Regions from separate parts of the Homo sapiens genome. Here region 2 is linked to region 1. Evidence: chromatin loops called from intact Hi-C (ENCODE). Cell type or tissue: dorsolateral prefrontal cortex. All regions are shown on one strand. Region 1 overlaps CHRNB1 (cholinergic receptor nicotinic beta 1 subunit). Region 2 overlaps POLR2A (RNA polymerase II subunit A).

Evidence for each region. Hi-C counts contacts between places; a loop is a spot of excess contacts. Peaks named below come from ENCODE experiments on the same cell type or tissue, not always from the same donor. Only the 100,000 strongest peaks of a DNase experiment are listed, where the experiment ranks them.
Region 2: a loop joins it to region 1, with 6 times the contacts of the local background. A loop is called at or near these places in 2 of 110 quality-filtered maps.

Annotation. Positions count from the first base shown.
Region 1 is chr17:7,451,399-7,459,398 of GRCh38, forward strand. It overlaps CHRNB1 (cholinergic receptor nicotinic beta 1 subunit), which reads left to right. Exons shown (of 11, transcript NM_000747.3): 8 at 2,899-3,122; 9 at 3,886-4,058; 10 at 4,396-4,543; 11 at 5,185-6,312. The coding sequence ends at 5,325. It overlaps ZBTB4 (zinc finger and BTB domain containing 4), which reads right to left. Exons shown (of 4, transcript NM_001128833.2): 4 at 7,980-8,000. Among named protein-coding and RNA genes, the nearest start is that of CHRNB1, 10 kb to the left of the region's middle. RefSeq lists enhancers at 4,293-4,794, 4,322-4,401, 4,482-4,641. In dorsolateral prefrontal cortex, no CTCF peak of the experiment used is centred here; DNase peaks (open chromatin) are centred at 4,153 and 4,983; H3K4me3 peaks cover 1,881 bases; H3K27ac peaks cover 2,156 bases.
Region 2 is chr17:7,508,383-7,516,382 of GRCh38, forward strand. POLR2A (RNA polymerase II subunit A) reads left to right here. Exons shown (of 30, transcript NM_000937.5): 20 at 1-93; 21 at 562-808; 22 at 1,150-1,250; 23 at 2,833-2,937; 24 at 3,024-3,206; 25 at 3,429-3,632; 26 at 3,776-3,962; 27 at 4,095-4,208; 28 at 4,392-4,541; 29 at 4,639-5,394; 30 at 5,397-6,234. The coding sequence ends at 5,797. Among named protein-coding and RNA genes, the nearest start is that of POLR2A, 28 kb to the left of the region's middle. RefSeq lists an enhancer at 2,885-4,084. In dorsolateral prefrontal cortex, CTCF peaks have their summits at 6,574 (motif pointing right) and 6,787; a DNase peak (open chromatin) is centred at 3,905; H3K27ac peaks cover 1,483 bases.

The sequences.
Region 1 (8,000 bases):
CCCTCCCCGGTAGCCGGGATTACAGACATGAGCCACCATGCCTGAGTAATTTTTCTATTTTTAGTAGAGATGGGATTTCTCCATGTTGGCCAGGCTAGTCTCAAACTCCTGACCTAAAATGATCCACCCGCCTTGGCCTCCCACAGTGCTGGGATTACAGGTGTAAGCCACCCCGCCCAGCCTGTTATGTTTTTTAACGTTGGTCTTTCGGCCACCAAGAGCCCAGGAAGGCCACATGCACAGCTCTGCCAGGTGCAGCCCAGGTGTCCAGGGCTCTCTGGTCCAGGACACCATGGCCTGGTGTGCCCTTATCTCCAGGCCTGAAGCCCCACCTGTCCAACCTGGAGACAGCTATGCAAGGTTCTCTTGCCAGGTGCTGTTTAATCTTGGGCCCTCCAGGGCCTGGAGCAGCTTCCAGGGCCCGTCCTCCATGCCCCCACCCAAGGACGTCCTCACTCCAGCAAGCTCAGCTACATGCTCAGCAGTCAGGGCCACTGAGGCCACAGCCCCGCCGCCACCCACACCAGGCTGTCCTAGAGGGCCACCCCAGCCCTGGAAGCCCCCTCAACCCCTGCTTTCATGCAGGAGAGGGGGAGCCACTGGAAGGTTCTGGAAAGAGGAATAATATGATCTGATTCTATTTCTTTCTTTCCTTTTTCTTTTTTTTTTTTTTTTTAGATACAGTCCCTGTCTGTCACCCAGGCTGGAGTGCAGTGGCACGATCTTGGCTCACTGCAACCTCCGCCTCCCGGGTTCAAGCGATTATTCTGCCTCAGCCTCCCGAGTAGCTGGGATTCCAGTCACACACCACGATGCCCAGCTAAATTTTTTGTAATTTAAGTAGAGATGGGGTTTCGCTATGTTGGCCAGGCTGGTCTCGAACTTCTGACCTCAGGTGATCTGACCGCCTCAGCCTCCCAAAATGCTAGGATTACAGGCATGAGCCACCGCACCCAGCTTGATTTATATTTTAACAAAATCAGTCTGGCTGCTCGGTTGAGAACAGTCAGCATGGGAGAAAAGGATGGAGCAAAGAGACCAGTTAGGAGGGCTTTACAATAATTCAGACCTAAGGTAATGTGCTTTAGAGCAAGGTGGTGATGTAGGAGGTGGGACTCGACTCCAGACCAAATTGAGGACCAGCTAGAACAGGAACAGGGCAGATGCAGCTTTCCATAAGACATACTCACGAGTGTGCCATGTCAGTTTACCATTGCCATGGAAACACCTGGGAGTTACCACCCCTTTGGCAATCACCTGATGACACAGAAGTTACTGCCCTTTCCCTAGAAATTTCTGCCTAATCCGTTGCTTAATCTGCATGCAATTAAACGTAGGTATAGGCCAGGCGTGGTGGCTCACGCCTGTAATCCCAGCACTTTGGGAGGCTAAGGTGGGCAGATCCCTTAAGGTCAGGAGTTCAAGACCAGCCTGGCCAACATGGTGAAACCCTGTCTCTACTAAAAATACAAAAAGTTAGCCAAGTGTGGTGCCATGCACCTGTAATCCCAGCTGCTCGGGAGGCTAAGACAGGAGAACTGCTTGAACCCAAGAGGCAGAGGTTGCAGTGAGCTGCAATCACGCCACTAAACTCCAGCCTGGGTGACAGAGTGAGAGTCTGTCTAAAAATAAATAAATACATAAGAGATAGGGAAGACTATCAGAGGAGTAGCTTTGGTAGTAAGATAATTTAGTTTTGGACATTTTGTTTTATTTTGTTTCTGCTTTTGTTTTTTGAGATGGAGTTTTGCTCTTGATGCCCAGGCTGGAGTGCAATGGCACGATCTCGACTCACTGCAACCTCTGCCTCCTGGGTTCGAGTGATTCTCCTGCCTCAGCCTCCCTAGTAGCTGGGACTACAGGCACCCACCACCATGCCCAGCTAATTTTTTGTATTTTTAGTAGAGATGGGGTTTCACTATGTTGGCCAGGCTGGTCTCGAACCCCTGACCTCAGGTGATTCGCCTGCCTCGGCCTCGCAAAGTGCTGGGATTACGGGTGTGAGCCACTGTACCCGGCTCAGTTTTGGACATGTTAAGCTTGAAATATTTATTAGACATCCAACTATCCAAGAGAGGTTGAGTAGGCAGATGGATATATATCTGGCATTCAGGGGAGAAGTCCAGGGTGGACATACAAATGTAGGAATGATTTACATGCAGATGGCCCTTCCAAAAGCCTGTCTTTTTTTTTTTTTTTTTTTTTTTATGATGGAGTTTTGCTCTGTTGCTCAGGCTGGAAGGCAGTGGTGCCATCACAGCTCACTGCAGCCTCCATCTTCCACACTCAAGCAGTCCTCCCAACTCAGCCTCTCAAATAGTTGGGACCACAAGCATGCGCCATTGTGCCTGGCTAATTTTTTTTTTTTTCTTTTTGTAGAGGTTGGGCAAAGTGGCTCACGCCTGTAATCCCAACAGTTTGGGAGGCCAAGGTGGGTGGATCACTTGAGCTCAGGAGTTTGAGACCAGCCTGGGTAACATGGTGAAATCCTGTCTCTACAAAAAGTACAAAAATTAGCTGGGCATGGTGGCGTGCACCTGTAGTCCCAGCTACTCAGGAGGCCGAGGTGGGAAGACCACTTGAGCCTGGGAAGTGGAGGTTTCAATGAGCCATTATCATGCCACTGCACTCCAGCCTGGGTGACAGAGCAAGACCCAGCCTCAAATTTGTTTTTGTAGAAAAGAGGTCTCCCTATGTTGCTCAGGCTGGTCTGAAACTCCTGGGCTCAAGCAATCCTCCCACCTTGGCCTCCCAAAGTGCCAGGACTACAGGTGTGAACCACTGTGCCTGGCTGTAGAAATCTGTCTTTGAATGGCCTGGAAACATGGTCACTGATTATGCCATAGAGCTTTCCTTCAGGCAAGTCTAATCCTTCTCTCTTCCCCTCTGCCCTCCAAGGAGAGAAGATGGGGCTCTCAATCTTTGCCCTGCTGACCCTTACTGTGTTCCTGCTGCTGCTGGCTGACAAAGTACCTGAGACCTCACTATCAGTACCCATTATTATCAAGTACCTCATGTTTACCATGGTCCTCGTCACCTTCTCAGTCATCCTTAGTGTCGTGGTTCTCAACCTGCACCACCGCTCACCCCACACCCACCAAATGCCCCTTTGGGTCCGTCAGGTAAGAAAGATCTCCTCCTCCAACCCCAATTTTCCTTTTACAGACCATAGGGAGAACTATAGCTATGTGGCAGAGTGTTGAAGTGTCCAAGCTTGTTGAGTGTTGAAATGTTGCACAGTTAAGCTAGCCCCCATCATTATCATTTCACAGATCCCATACTCTCTTCATCAATACTGCCCATCTCGGGTCCCAGGGAAATATTCTTAGGGTTAGGTACTATCAGATTGGAAGCCCTCTCTTTCCAGTTGGGATACCTCCCAACCCACTAAATAGCTTTTTTTTTTTTTTTTTTTTTTTTTTGAGATGGAGTTTTGTTCTTGTGGCCAGGCTGGAGTGCAATGGCACAATCTCAGCTCACTGCAACCTTCACCTCCCAGGTTCCAGCGATTCTCCTGCCTGAGCCTCCCAAGTAGCTGGGATTACAGGCACCCGCCACCACGCCCAGCTAATTTTTGTATTTTTAGTAGAGAGAGGGTTTCACCATGTTGGCCAGGCTGGTCTTGAACTCCTGACCTCAGGTGATCCACCTGCCTTGGCTTCCCAAAGTGCTGCGATTACAGGCGTGAGCCACCGCGACAGGCCCAACCCACTAAAGAGCTCTTAGGTCTGTGTGGCTGCATTTCCTTGTGTAGCTCGTTTGTGGAAGAATATGCACGCACATACTCACGCGCGGGAATGGGCATGTGGAGTGGGGTGGTTGGCTGTTTCCCTTCTGGTCTGAAAGCATGAAAGCCCCCACCAATACGCCTCTTCTACTCTGCAGATCTTCATTCACAAACTTCCGCTGTACCTGCGTCTAAAAAGGCCCAAACCCGAGAGAGACCTGATGCCGGAGCCCCCTCACTGTTCTTCTCCAGGAAGTGGCTGGGGTCGGGGAACAGATGAATATTTCATCCGGAAGCCGCCAAGTGATTTTCTCTTCCCCAAACCCAATAGGTAGGACTACGCCCGTTACCCACATAAGAGGGAGAGGGAGAACTACAGTTCCCAGAAGAGTGTGCGGAAGAAGCGGCCCATGCTCTCGGAAGACGCTGTGGTTGAGCATCATGGGAGTTGTAGTACTCCTGCTGCTCACTTTGAGGGGAGGTGGGAACTAAAACAGAGGCGGTGGAAGAAGTTGCACAAGGCTAGAGAGATCACTGCTGGAGGGAAAAGCATGATGGGCTCTCGGGTTTTGAGAACTGGCAAGTTGTTGGAGGCAGCTGGAGCGGGGCCTGGGTCGCCGGCACTGGCTGTCTTTGCGTTTGGGCGTGGCCAGTCACTCCTCTTCCAGGTTCCAGCCTGAACTGTCTGCCCCTGATCTGCGGCGATTTATCGATGGTCCAAACCGGGCTGTGGCCCTGCTTCCGGAGCTACGGGAGGTCGTCTCCTCTATCAGCTACATCGCTCGACAGCTGCAGGAACAGGAGGACCACGATGCGGTATGTCCAACGGGGGTGGAACAAGGCCAGGTCTAGGCGACCTTGGCCCCACCCCCAAATTCCGCACCAGCACTCGCTTTCGTTTTTTTTGTGTGGTTTTTTTTTGGCTTTTTTTTTTTTTTTTTTTTTTTGAGACAGAGTCTCGCTCTGTCGCCCAGGCTGGAGTGCAGTGGCTCGATCTCGGCTCACTGCAACCTCCGCCTACGGGTTCAAGCGATTGTCCTGCCTCAGCCTGCCGAGTAGCTGGGACGACAGGGGCGCGCCACCACGCCTGGCTAATTTTTGTATTTTTAGTAGAGACGTGGCTTCACCATGTTGGCCAGGCTGGTCTGAAACTCCTGACCTCAGGTGATCCGCTCGCTTCGGCCTCCCAAAGTGCTGGGATTACAGGCGTGAGCCACCGCGCCCGGCCTCGCTTTCGTTTCTGATTGGACCTCTCCCTCATTTGGTCCCACCCCCTGCTTACCTACTGGTTCTTTATGCCCATGCATTGCCTGCAGTCTCGCTCTCCTGTTGGCGCTGCCGGCTGTTGCCTCAAACCAGTGGTAGGAGGACTCAAGCGGGTAGCGGGCGGGGAAATGGGGGGGTTTCCCTGGGGGTCTGGGCCCAGAGCTCAGGAAGTTTCCTTTGCCTACCCACAGCTGAAGGAGGACTGGCAGTTTGTGGCCATGGTAGTGGACCGCCTCTTCCTGTGGACTTTCATCATCTTCACCAGCGTTGGGACCCTAGTCATCTTCCTGGACGCCACGTACCACTTGCCCCCTCCAGACCCCTTTCCTTGAAGACTGGAGGGTTGAGACCCAGGCCCCCTGCCAGTTGAAGTGAGAGTTTGGTGATACTGTCAAGCCCTATCCTTCTCTGCCTCTTAACTCCTTCACGAGGAATCTGGGCCTCTTATTTCGTTTCTGGGGACTGCATTGGACTGAGGGCTGGGTAGGCAGGTGTCTTGGACCCACCTGAAATGCAGTATCATCTGATTTACTCTTTGGGATCTTGAAGAAGCTCTTTTGGGTATCAACACCTAGGTCGCCAGTGAAATAGAACACAGAACAGGAACTAGATTATAAGCCTTATGAGGTCAAGAAATGTGACTTGGCCGGGCGCGGTGGCTCACGCCTGTAATCCCAGCACTTTGGGAGGCCAAGGCGGGCGGATCACCTGAGGTCGGGAGTTTGAGACCAGCCCGACCAACATGGAGAAACCCTGTCTCTACTAAAAATACAAAATTAGCCAGGTGTGGTGGTACATGCCTGTAATCCCAGCTACTAGGGAGGCTGAGGCAGGAGAATCACTCGAACCCGGGAGGCAGAGGTTGCAGTGAGTCAAGATCACGCCATTGCACTCCAGCCTGGGCAACAAGAGCGAAACTCCATCTCAAAAAAAAAAAAGTGTCTTGTTCACTGCAGCATGCCCAGTGCCACGCACAGGTGCTGACCTATAGTAAGTGCTTAACATTTGTTGAATAGGGGAAAGAAATTTCCGGAAGTAAATACAGCAATTAATAATGTTTATAAGCTGGGCATGGTCGCTCAGGCCAGTAATCCCAGTGACTTAGGAGGCTGAGGTGGGAGGATTACTTGAAACCCACAGTTTGAGACCAGCCTGGGCAACATAGTGAGACCCTGTCTCTAAAAAAATAAAAATAGAAATAAAGTAGTGCTTATTGTTTGCATGTTGGGTCTTGTGGTCGTTTTCTTTTTACCTTTCTGTAATTTATTATGTTTTGTAATGTGTACTATCTCTGGGATTAAAAAAAGTTATTTCTACAAGCATGCATTGGTAATGAGAAAAAACAAGCGTTTTGAAGGCCTTCATTCAAGTTCCAACCTTGGTGCTCACACAAGCCACTAGCTTGCTCTGTACTTGTTTCGACATCTGTAAAATGAAACTAATGATAGCATATGCCCTATAGGATTGTCTGGGGATCACAGGAGATGGGAAAAAAGCACTATGCGATATGTATCAGAGGTTGCAACGGTGTGTTTTTTGTTTGGCCTGCACAGTTTTAAATTTGAACTAGTTCACTACTTTTATTTTTTATTTTTTTTCAAGACAGAGTCTCGCTGTGTTGCCCAGGCTGGAGTGCAGTGGCGGGACCTCGGCTCACCACAACCTCTGCCTCCCGGGTTCAAGTGATTCTCCTGGCTCAGCCTCCTGAGTACCTGGGACTGCAGACCCACACCACCATGCCCAGCTAATTTTTGTACTTTTAGTAGAGATGGGGTTTCACTATGTTGGCCAGGCTGGTCTAGAACTCCTGACCTCGTGATCTGCCCGCCTCGGCCTCCCAAAGTGCTGGGATTACAGGCGTGAGCCATCACGCCTGGCTACTAGTTCACTGCTTTTAAAATGTGGATATTTCATGAGAAATTTGGCTTCCTGGCTTCTCTTGAAAATAATCTTATTTAAAAAAAAACTATAGAGACAGGGTCTCACTATGTTGCCCAGGCTGGTCTTGAACTTCTGAGCTCAAGTGATCCACCTGCCTTGGCCTCCCAAAATGCTGGGATTACAGGTATGAGCCATCACACCCAGCCTCAAAGATAATTTTAAAAACTATAGTAGTCCGGGCGTGGTGGTTTATGCCTGTAATCCCAGCACTTTGGGAGGCTGAAGCAGGCAGATCACGAAGTCAGGAGTTCGAAACCAGCCTGACCAACATGCTGAAACCCCGTCTCTACTAAAAATACAAAAATTAGCTGGATGTGGTGGCGTGCACCTGTAATCCCAGCTACTCAGGAGCCTGAGGCAGGAGAATCGCTTGAACCTGGGAGGTGGAGGTTGCAGCGAGCCAAGATCGTGCCACTGCACTCCAGCCTGGGCAACAAGAGCGAAACTCCATCTCAAACAACAACAACAACAAAAAACTATAGTAACACCAGGCCTGATTCCCCTGTTGGCAACAACTTGTGTAGAGCTTAGTGGCTGCCACTCTGGTCAAGTTATTCATACCATAATTCCTCAAAGCCCCTGTAAACCTGACCCACGTCACTTAGTTTACCTGCCCATCCCTCCGTAACACTAGAAAAGATACAGGGGGCAACGAATTGAAGCCAATGGGGAAGCCACAAGTGGAAAAAGAAAGGTTGTGTCTCTTATGGCCATCACACATTTTATGCCTCAGTTTTCTTTCAATTTGGAAGGAAGGTTAGACCTGGTTTAAGGCAGGGCCATTTTGGACATAGAGATCTCGCGCCCAGCAGGTTGTATGAACTAGACTGTTAATATTTCTGGCTGGATGTTGGGCCAAAGTCAGCTTGAGCCTACAGTCAACAAGCCCTCACTCAACTACTCAACTGCTGGAAGTTGCGTCCAAACAGGGAGCATTGGGCCACAACTCACAGGGATCCTTGTGGGACAAAGTTAGCATGTTCCTTTCCCCCAGACCCACCAGCCACGCAAATAATTGCACCTGGCATCCCACTGTGGAGCACAGTTCATTTGTCTTGTTGGTTTA
Region 2 (8,000 bases), 57 kb after region 1:
AAGGAGCTCATCAACATTTCCAAGAAGCCAAAGACTCCTTCGCTTACTGTCTTCCTGTTGGGCCAGTCCGCTCGAGATGCTGAGAGAGCCAAGGTAGGGATCAGGACTGCTGGGCTTTTTGGCCGGAAGAAAAGAAGGAGAACTCAACTGGGTATGGTGGCTCATGTCTGTAATCCCAGCACTTTGGGAGGCCAAGGCAGGTGGATCACCTGAGGTCAGGAGTTCAAGACTAACCTGGCCAAGGTGGTGAAACCCCATCTCTACTAAAAATAGAAAAATTAGCCGGGCATGGTCGTGTGTGCCTGTAATCCCAGCTGCTAGTTGGGGCTGAGACAGGAGAATCGCTTGAACCTGGGGGGCAGAGGTTGCAGTGAGCCGAGATTGTGCCACTGCACTCCAGCCTGGGCAACAAGAGCGAGATTCCATCTGAAAGAAAAAAAGAAAAAAAAGGAGAACTTTTCCCCTTGAATAAAGGGTTTTGGATTCCCTTGATAAGGAGGGTTAGAAGAGACGTTTAGAGCTACTCAGTTCCCTGTGTCATGGACTTCTGTCTCTTCCCAGGATATTCTGTGCCGTCTGGAGCATACAACGTTGAGGAAGGTGACTGCCAACACAGCCATCTACTATGACCCCAACCCCCAGAGCACGGTGGTGGCAGAGGATCAGGAATGGGTGAATGTCTACTATGAAATGCCTGACTTTGATGTGGCCCGAATCTCCCCCTGGCTGTTGCGGGTGGAGCTGGATCGGAAGCACATGACTGACCGGAAGCTCACCATGGAGCAGATTGCTGAAAAGATCAATGCTGGTAAGCCTAGGAGGGCTGGCCTGGCTCAGGAGCCCCGCTCTCTGGGCTACCACCTATCGTGTTCACCGCACTTGAGCCCCCAAAGAGCTACCCACCCTCACCCCCATGCATGTACCAGTTCCGCCCCTCCGAGGCATCCTCCAACTCTCCAGGTCCCCTCTGCACTCCCTTTCTCTTCTGAATGTTCTCCCTTCCCCTTTCCAGGGGGTTCTATGAAAAGAAAGTTTCTGTGAGGAGCGGGGAGCCAAAAGAGAGCCTTGCTCAGAGAGAGCTGCGAGTGGACAGTGGCTGGGGCCAGTCCCCTTAGCTGCAGCCTTTCTCATGGCTCCTCACCCCACCAGGTTTTGGTGACGACTTGAACTGCATCTTTAATGATGACAATGCAGAGAAGCTGGTGCTCCGTATTCGCATCATGAACAGCGATGAGAACAAGATGCAAGAGGTAATGGGGGTCCTAGAAGTCAGCGTGTCACATGTATAAAACGCATGAATCACGTTAGAGACCAAAGAAAAGAAGATGCAATCAACATTGAGGGGCGGCCAGGCGCGGTGGCTCACGCCTGTAATCCCAGCACTTTGGGAGGCTGAGGCGGGTGGATCACCTGAGCTCAGGAGTTCGAGACCAGCCTGACCAACATGGAGTAACCCCGTCTCTACTAAAAATAAAAATTAGCCGGGCATGGTGGTATGTGCCTGTAATCCTAGCTACTTGGGAGGCTGAGGCAACAAGAGTGAAACTATCTCAAAAAATAAAAAAAACATTGAGGGGCCAGTCATACCCACCTAATTTAGGGATAGGGAATGGTGATTAGCAACGATTTTCAAAATCCACAGCACCGGCCGAGTAGATAAAACAGGTGGTGTTGAAATAGGAGATAGGAGTGCCTCCCTGTCACGCTGTCACTTGGCTCTCCTCCCCCAAGGCTCCTGCAGCTTGCTTTGCTTAGGGAATACAAGCCCCACCCCTGAGGCAGGGGCCAGACTTGGGGGCAGGTTGGGCAGTAGGCATTGCTATGTCCTAGGGGAAGTCGTGTGACAGCCATAACAAGACCCATGAAAAGGCTGGATCAGTGACTTCACTCCTGGGCATGGCTCCTGAGATACTTGTTTGGCACATGTTGGTACCTGGTGCTTTAGTAATAAAAACTGAAGAACTCAGGCTGGGCATGGTGGCTCACACTTGTAATCCCAGCACTTTGGGAGGCCAAGGCGGGCAGATTACCTGAGGTCGGGAGTTCGAGACCAGCCTGACCGACATGGAGAAACCCCGTCTCTACTAAAAATACAAAATGAGCCGGGCGTGGTGGCGCATGCCTGTAATCTCAGTTACTCAGGAGGCTGAGGCAGGAGAAATGCTTGAACATGGGAGGCAGAGGTTGTGGTGAGGCAAGATCACACCATTGCACTCCAGCCTGGGCAATAAGCGAAACTCCATCTCTAAAAAAACAAAAACAAAAAACTGAAGAACTCACTAACTGCTGAACTGCTGTCAGAGAACAGTTATAAAAGCATTGATAGGTCTTGATGGAATACAGTATATGGCCATTAGAAGTGATCACTGTCATGCCAGCAGCAGCCTAGATGAACACACAGTGAAGTGCCAGAGCAGGGAATGGTGTGTGCTCGGGTACAGCAGTTGGGAGGATATGACATGTACGTGGAGCCCGCCTCTCGCTAGGCGCAGGACTGCACAAGAGTGGAAGTTGTGACGGGGTGGTGGGATTTGGGTGCCTTTCCTTAGGCTTCTTTTAATATTGTAAAATCAGGATTAAAAGTCTCACTGGAGAATTGCAGGAACATGGGAGGTAGAGGTTGCAGTGAGCTGAGATCGTGGCATTGCACTCCAGCCCAGGCTGATAACAGCGAGACTCCACCTCAAAAAAAAAAAAAAAAAAGTCTCACTGGAACTGTGAGGGGCAGAGCCTGGTGACTGACTCGTTTGGCCCTCAAAGAGGCTGTAGTTGGAGGCGAGAGCTGGGGAAGAGACCAGAGGATGCCAAGTGCTGACCTCACTCTCACTGCAGGAGGAAGAGGTGGTGGACAAGATGGATGATGATGTCTTCCTGCGCTGCATCGAGTCCAACATGCTGACAGATATGACCCTGCAGGGCATCGAGCAGATCAGCAAGGTCAGCCATCCCCTCTGCCACCGCCTTCCTCCTCCCACTCCCACACTCCCCTCCCTGCCTACTCTGAGCACGCTGTCTTCCCACAGGTGTACATGCACTTGCCACAGACAGACAACAAGAAGAAGATCATCATCACGGAGGATGGGGAATTCAAGGCCCTGCAGGAGTGGATCCTGGAGACGGACGGCGTGAGCTTGATGCGGGTGCTGAGTGAGAAGGACGTGGACCCCGTACGCACCACGTCCAATGACATTGTGGAGATCTTCACGGTGAGCCCGTGTGTGCTGCCTAGCTGCCTTTCGTGGATCTCTGGCTCTCAGGCCCCTCATTCTGTGCTGTCCACTCAGGACTTTTTCTGCCTGATTCCATTTCTGAGTGTGGGATATCCTGGCTCCTGACACCCTCCCTGGATCTGGGTGGCGACAGAAGCAGGGAAGAGAGCAGAGTTGCTCAGTCCTGGCCCTCCCCTCCACTTCCCTCCCCTGTGCCAGGTGCTGGGCATTGAAGCCGTGCGGAAGGCCCTGGAGCGGGAGCTGTACCACGTCATCTCCTTTGATGGCTCCTATGTCAATTACCGACACTTGGCTCTCTTGTGTGATACCATGACCTGTCGTGGCCACTTGATGGCCATCACCCGACACGGAGTCAACCGCCAGGACACAGGACCACTCATGAAGTGTTCCTTTGAGGAAACGGTAACAGTGGAATTTCTGAATAGGGCAGAAGGAGGGAGTAGTGTGAGAAGAAGGGCACACACTTTGGGCAGCTGGGCTGTGGTGATGGGACAGTCAGGTGCTGTGTGTGGAGGGGTCTCATGGGGCCGGTCTGCTCTGTTCAGGTGGACGTGCTTATGGAAGCAGCCGCACACGGTGAGAGTGACCCCATGAAGGGGGTCTCTGAGAATATCATGCTGGGCCAGCTGGCTCCGGCCGGCACTGGCTGCTTTGACCTCCTGCTTGATGCAGAGAAGTGCAAGTATGGCATGGAGATCCCCACCAATATCCCCGGCCTGGGGGCTGCTGGACGTGAGTATGAGGCCCCAGCTGCGGTACCTGCTTGCGTCGGCGAGGCGGGGGGGCAGGCCATGGGTGCAAGGGTGTCACCAGTCCATGATTGCTGTTCTTGCTCCTCACGATTTCCTGTGTTCCTCTTTGCAGCCACCGGCATGTTCTTTGGTTCAGCACCCAGTCCCATGGGTGGAATCTCTCCTGCCATGACACCTTGGAACCAGGGTGCAACCCCTGCCTATGGCGCCTGGTCCCCCAGTGTTGGTGAGTAACCTGATCCAGGAAGAGGGCCCTCCAGGTGGTTCAGAGGTGGATAAGCTGGGATCGTGAACGGTAGCCATTGTTGGAACTCTGAAGGCCGCAGAGGGCTAGTGAAAGGTGGGGCAGGGAGAATTGGGGGCCTTTGGTCTCCCGCTCTGGCCTTAACTTGCTTCTCTCACTCTATAGGGAGTGGAATGACCCCAGGGGCAGCCGGCTTCTCTCCCAGTGCTGCGTCAGATGCCAGCGGCTTCAGCCCAGGTTACTCCCCTGCCTGGTCTCCCACACCGGGCTCCCCGGGGTCCCCAGGTCCCTCAAGCCCCTACATCCCTTCACCAGGTGAGTTGTCGCCATCTGTCAGGCCAGGTTTGTTTCCTCCACAGTTCTGGGTGAGTCTGTCCATTGCTCATCTCCTTTGTTGGCTGCTTCCCCACAGGTGGTGCCATGTCTCCCAGCTACTCGCCAACGTCACCTGCCTACGAGCCCCGCTCTCCTGGGGGCTACACACCCCAGAGTCCCTCTTATTCCCCCACTTCACCCTCCTACTCCCCTACCTCTCCATCCTATTCTCCAACCAGTCCCAACTATAGTCCCACATCACCCAGCTATTCGCCAACGTCACCCAGCTACTCACCGACCTCTCCCAGCTACTCACCCACCTCTCCCAGCTACTCGCCCACCTCTCCCAGCTACTCGCCCACCTCTCCCAGCTACTCACCCACTTCCCCTAGCTACTCGCCCACTTCCCCTAGCTACTCGCCAACGTCTCCCAGCTACTCGCCGACATCTCCCAGCTACTCGCCAACTTCACCCAGCTATTCTCCCACTTCTCCCAGCTACTCACCTACCTCTCCAAGCTATTCACCCACCTCCCCCAGCTACTCACCCACTTCCCCAAGTTACTCACCCACCAGCCCGAACTATTCTCCAACCAGTCCCAATTACACCCCAACATCACCCAGCTACAGCCCGACATCACCCAGCTATTCACCTACTAGTCCCAACTACACACCTACCAGCCCTAACTACAGCCCAACCTCTCCAAGCTACTCTCCAACATCACCCAGCTATTCCCCGACCTCACCAAGTTACTCCCCTTCCAGCCCACGATACACACCACAGTCTCCAACCTATACCCCAAGCTCACCCAGCTACAGCCCCAGCTCGCCCAGCTACAGCCCAACCTCACCCACAAGTACACCCCAACCAGTCCTTCTTACAGTCCCAGCTCCCCAGAGTATACCCCAACCTCTCCCAAGTACTCACCTACCAGTCCCAAATATTCACCCACCTCTCCCAAGTACTCGCCTACCAGTCCCACCTATTCACCCACCACCCCAAAATACTCCCCAACATCTCCTACTTATTCCCCAACCTCTCCAGTCTACACCCCAACCTCTCCCAAGTACTCACCTACTAGCCCCACTTACTCGCCCACTTCCCCCAAGTACTCGCCCACCAGCCCCACCTACTCGCCCACCTCCCCCAAAGGCTCAACCTACTCTCCCACTTCCCCTGGTTACTCGCCCACCAGCCCCACCTACAGTCTCACAAGCCCGGCTATCAGCCCGGATGACAGTGACGAGGAGAACTGAGGGCACGTGGGGTGCGGCAGCGGGCTAGGGCCCAGGGCAGCTTGCCCGTGCTGCTGTGCAGTTCTTGCCTCCCTCACGGGGCGTCACCCCCAGCCCAGCTCCGTTGTACATAAATGCCTTGTGGCAGAGCTCCCGGTGAACTTCTGGATCCCGTTTCTGATGCAGACTCTTGTCTTGTTCTCCACTTGTGCTGTTAGAACTCACTGGCCCAGTGGTGTTCTCACTCCTACCCCACCCACCCCCTGCCTGTCCCCAAATTGAAGATCCTTCCTTGCCTGTGGCTTGATGCGGGGCGGGTAAAGGGTATTTTAACTTAGGGGTAGTTCCTGCTGTGAGTGGTTACAGCTGATCCTCGGGAAGAACAAAGCTAAAGCTGCCTTTTGTCTGTTATTTTATTTTTTTGAAGTTTAAATAAAGTTTACTAATTTTGACCAAAAGTATGTACATCGAGTGCTTCATTGGGGTTCAGGAGACCCCCAGGCCCCTGCCTCCTGCCTGGGCTGCTGCTTGATCTGTTAGGGGGAGGGGACCAGGAAAATGGGAGGGTACCTTACAGTCAGCCCACACACAGCCCCTGCTCTGTGCCAGGCACTGCTCTGTACTGAGTTTGTTATAGTCACAACAGATGCAGCTCTTGTCCTCTATTAAGGTGATATTGACCATAACAGCTTTTTAACTTGTTTTACTGATTGTCATAAATAATTTGGAAAAGTGTAGAAAAGTATAATGCAGAGGGAGAAAAATGATCACCCATAATCCCACCACTAGGAGGCATACTTTCTTTGGTATTTTTTCCTATACTTTTCTTGAGTCACTAACAAGTGAACAAAAATGTACTTTGATTTTGGCCTCAAACCAAGAATGAAAAGATTATATAGATGTTGTAATACAGAAGCTGAAGTAAAAGGACTTGGGGGTAATACGCTAGTTTTAGCCGGCTATTTTTCCCCCTTTCATTAGCACCTTAATGTGGTATCAATGTTCTACATCCTCTGCAAGTCATTTCTGATTTACTTGAGGTATTTTTATTTTTATTTTATTTTTTTGAGACAGTCTCGCTCTGTTGCCCAGGCTGGAGTGCAGTGGCGCAGTCTCGGCTCACTACAACCTCTGCCTCTTGGGTTCAAGCAATTCTCACTGCCTCAGCCTTCCAAGTAGCTGCGATTGCAGATGTCCGTCACCATGCCCAGCTACTTTGGTATTTTTAATAGAGAAGGGATTTCACAGTGTTGGCCAGGCTGGTCTCAAACTCCTGATTTCAGGTGATCTGTCCACTTTGGCCTCCCAAAGTGCTGGGATTACAGGCATGAGCCACTGCACCTGGCCTGTTATCTAGAAATGTCTATTTTGCCTTCATTCCTAAAGAATATCTTTGCTAGAGATAGGATTCTGGTGTGACAGATTCATTTTTTGTTTTTAGCACTTTTTTTTTTTTTTTTAGGAGCAGAGGTTTAATATGCAAAAGATAGAGAAAAGAGAACAGCTCGCTCTCTTGTGGGGGAGAGGGGCTTCTGAAAGGGAAGTCCCTAAGATGTCCTATCTTCCGGCCCTCACAGTTTCTAGTGAGAAGTTCACAGTCTTTGGGATCATATTTCTTGTGTTATTTTTCTCTAAATGCTTTCAAGATTTTCTTTTTATCTCTGGTTCTTTGGTTTTTGACAGTTTAGCTTTGGTGTGTATATTGGAGTTCTCCAGAGAAGCAGAACCATTGGGAGAGATATATATCTTCCTGTGCTAATAATCACATTACTTTTATATGTGATTATATATATACATATATATTTTTTTCTATTTACTTGAGCTTCCCCACAGCAAAAATGAGGGGTTTTGTCATGGGAATTCGCTCAAACGATTACAGGGACCAAGAAGTTTCACAATCTGCCATCTGTAATCTGGAGAACCAGGAAGCTGGTGGTGTAATTCAGTCTTGAGTCCAAAGGCCTGAGAACTGGAGGTGGGGTGGTGGTGGCAGTGGTGGCAGTGGTGGCGCTGGTGTAAGTCCTGGAGTCTAAAGACCCAAGAATTGGGAGCTTCTAGGTCCAAAGGCAGGAGAAGTTGGATGTCTGAGCTCAAGGAGAGGACTCACCCTTCCTCTACCTTTTTGTTCTTTCCAAGCCCTCACTTGATTGGACAATGCCCACCTATGGCGGTGCAAGAGAACCTTACTCAGTCTACCGATTAAAATGCCGACCTCTTCAAGAAA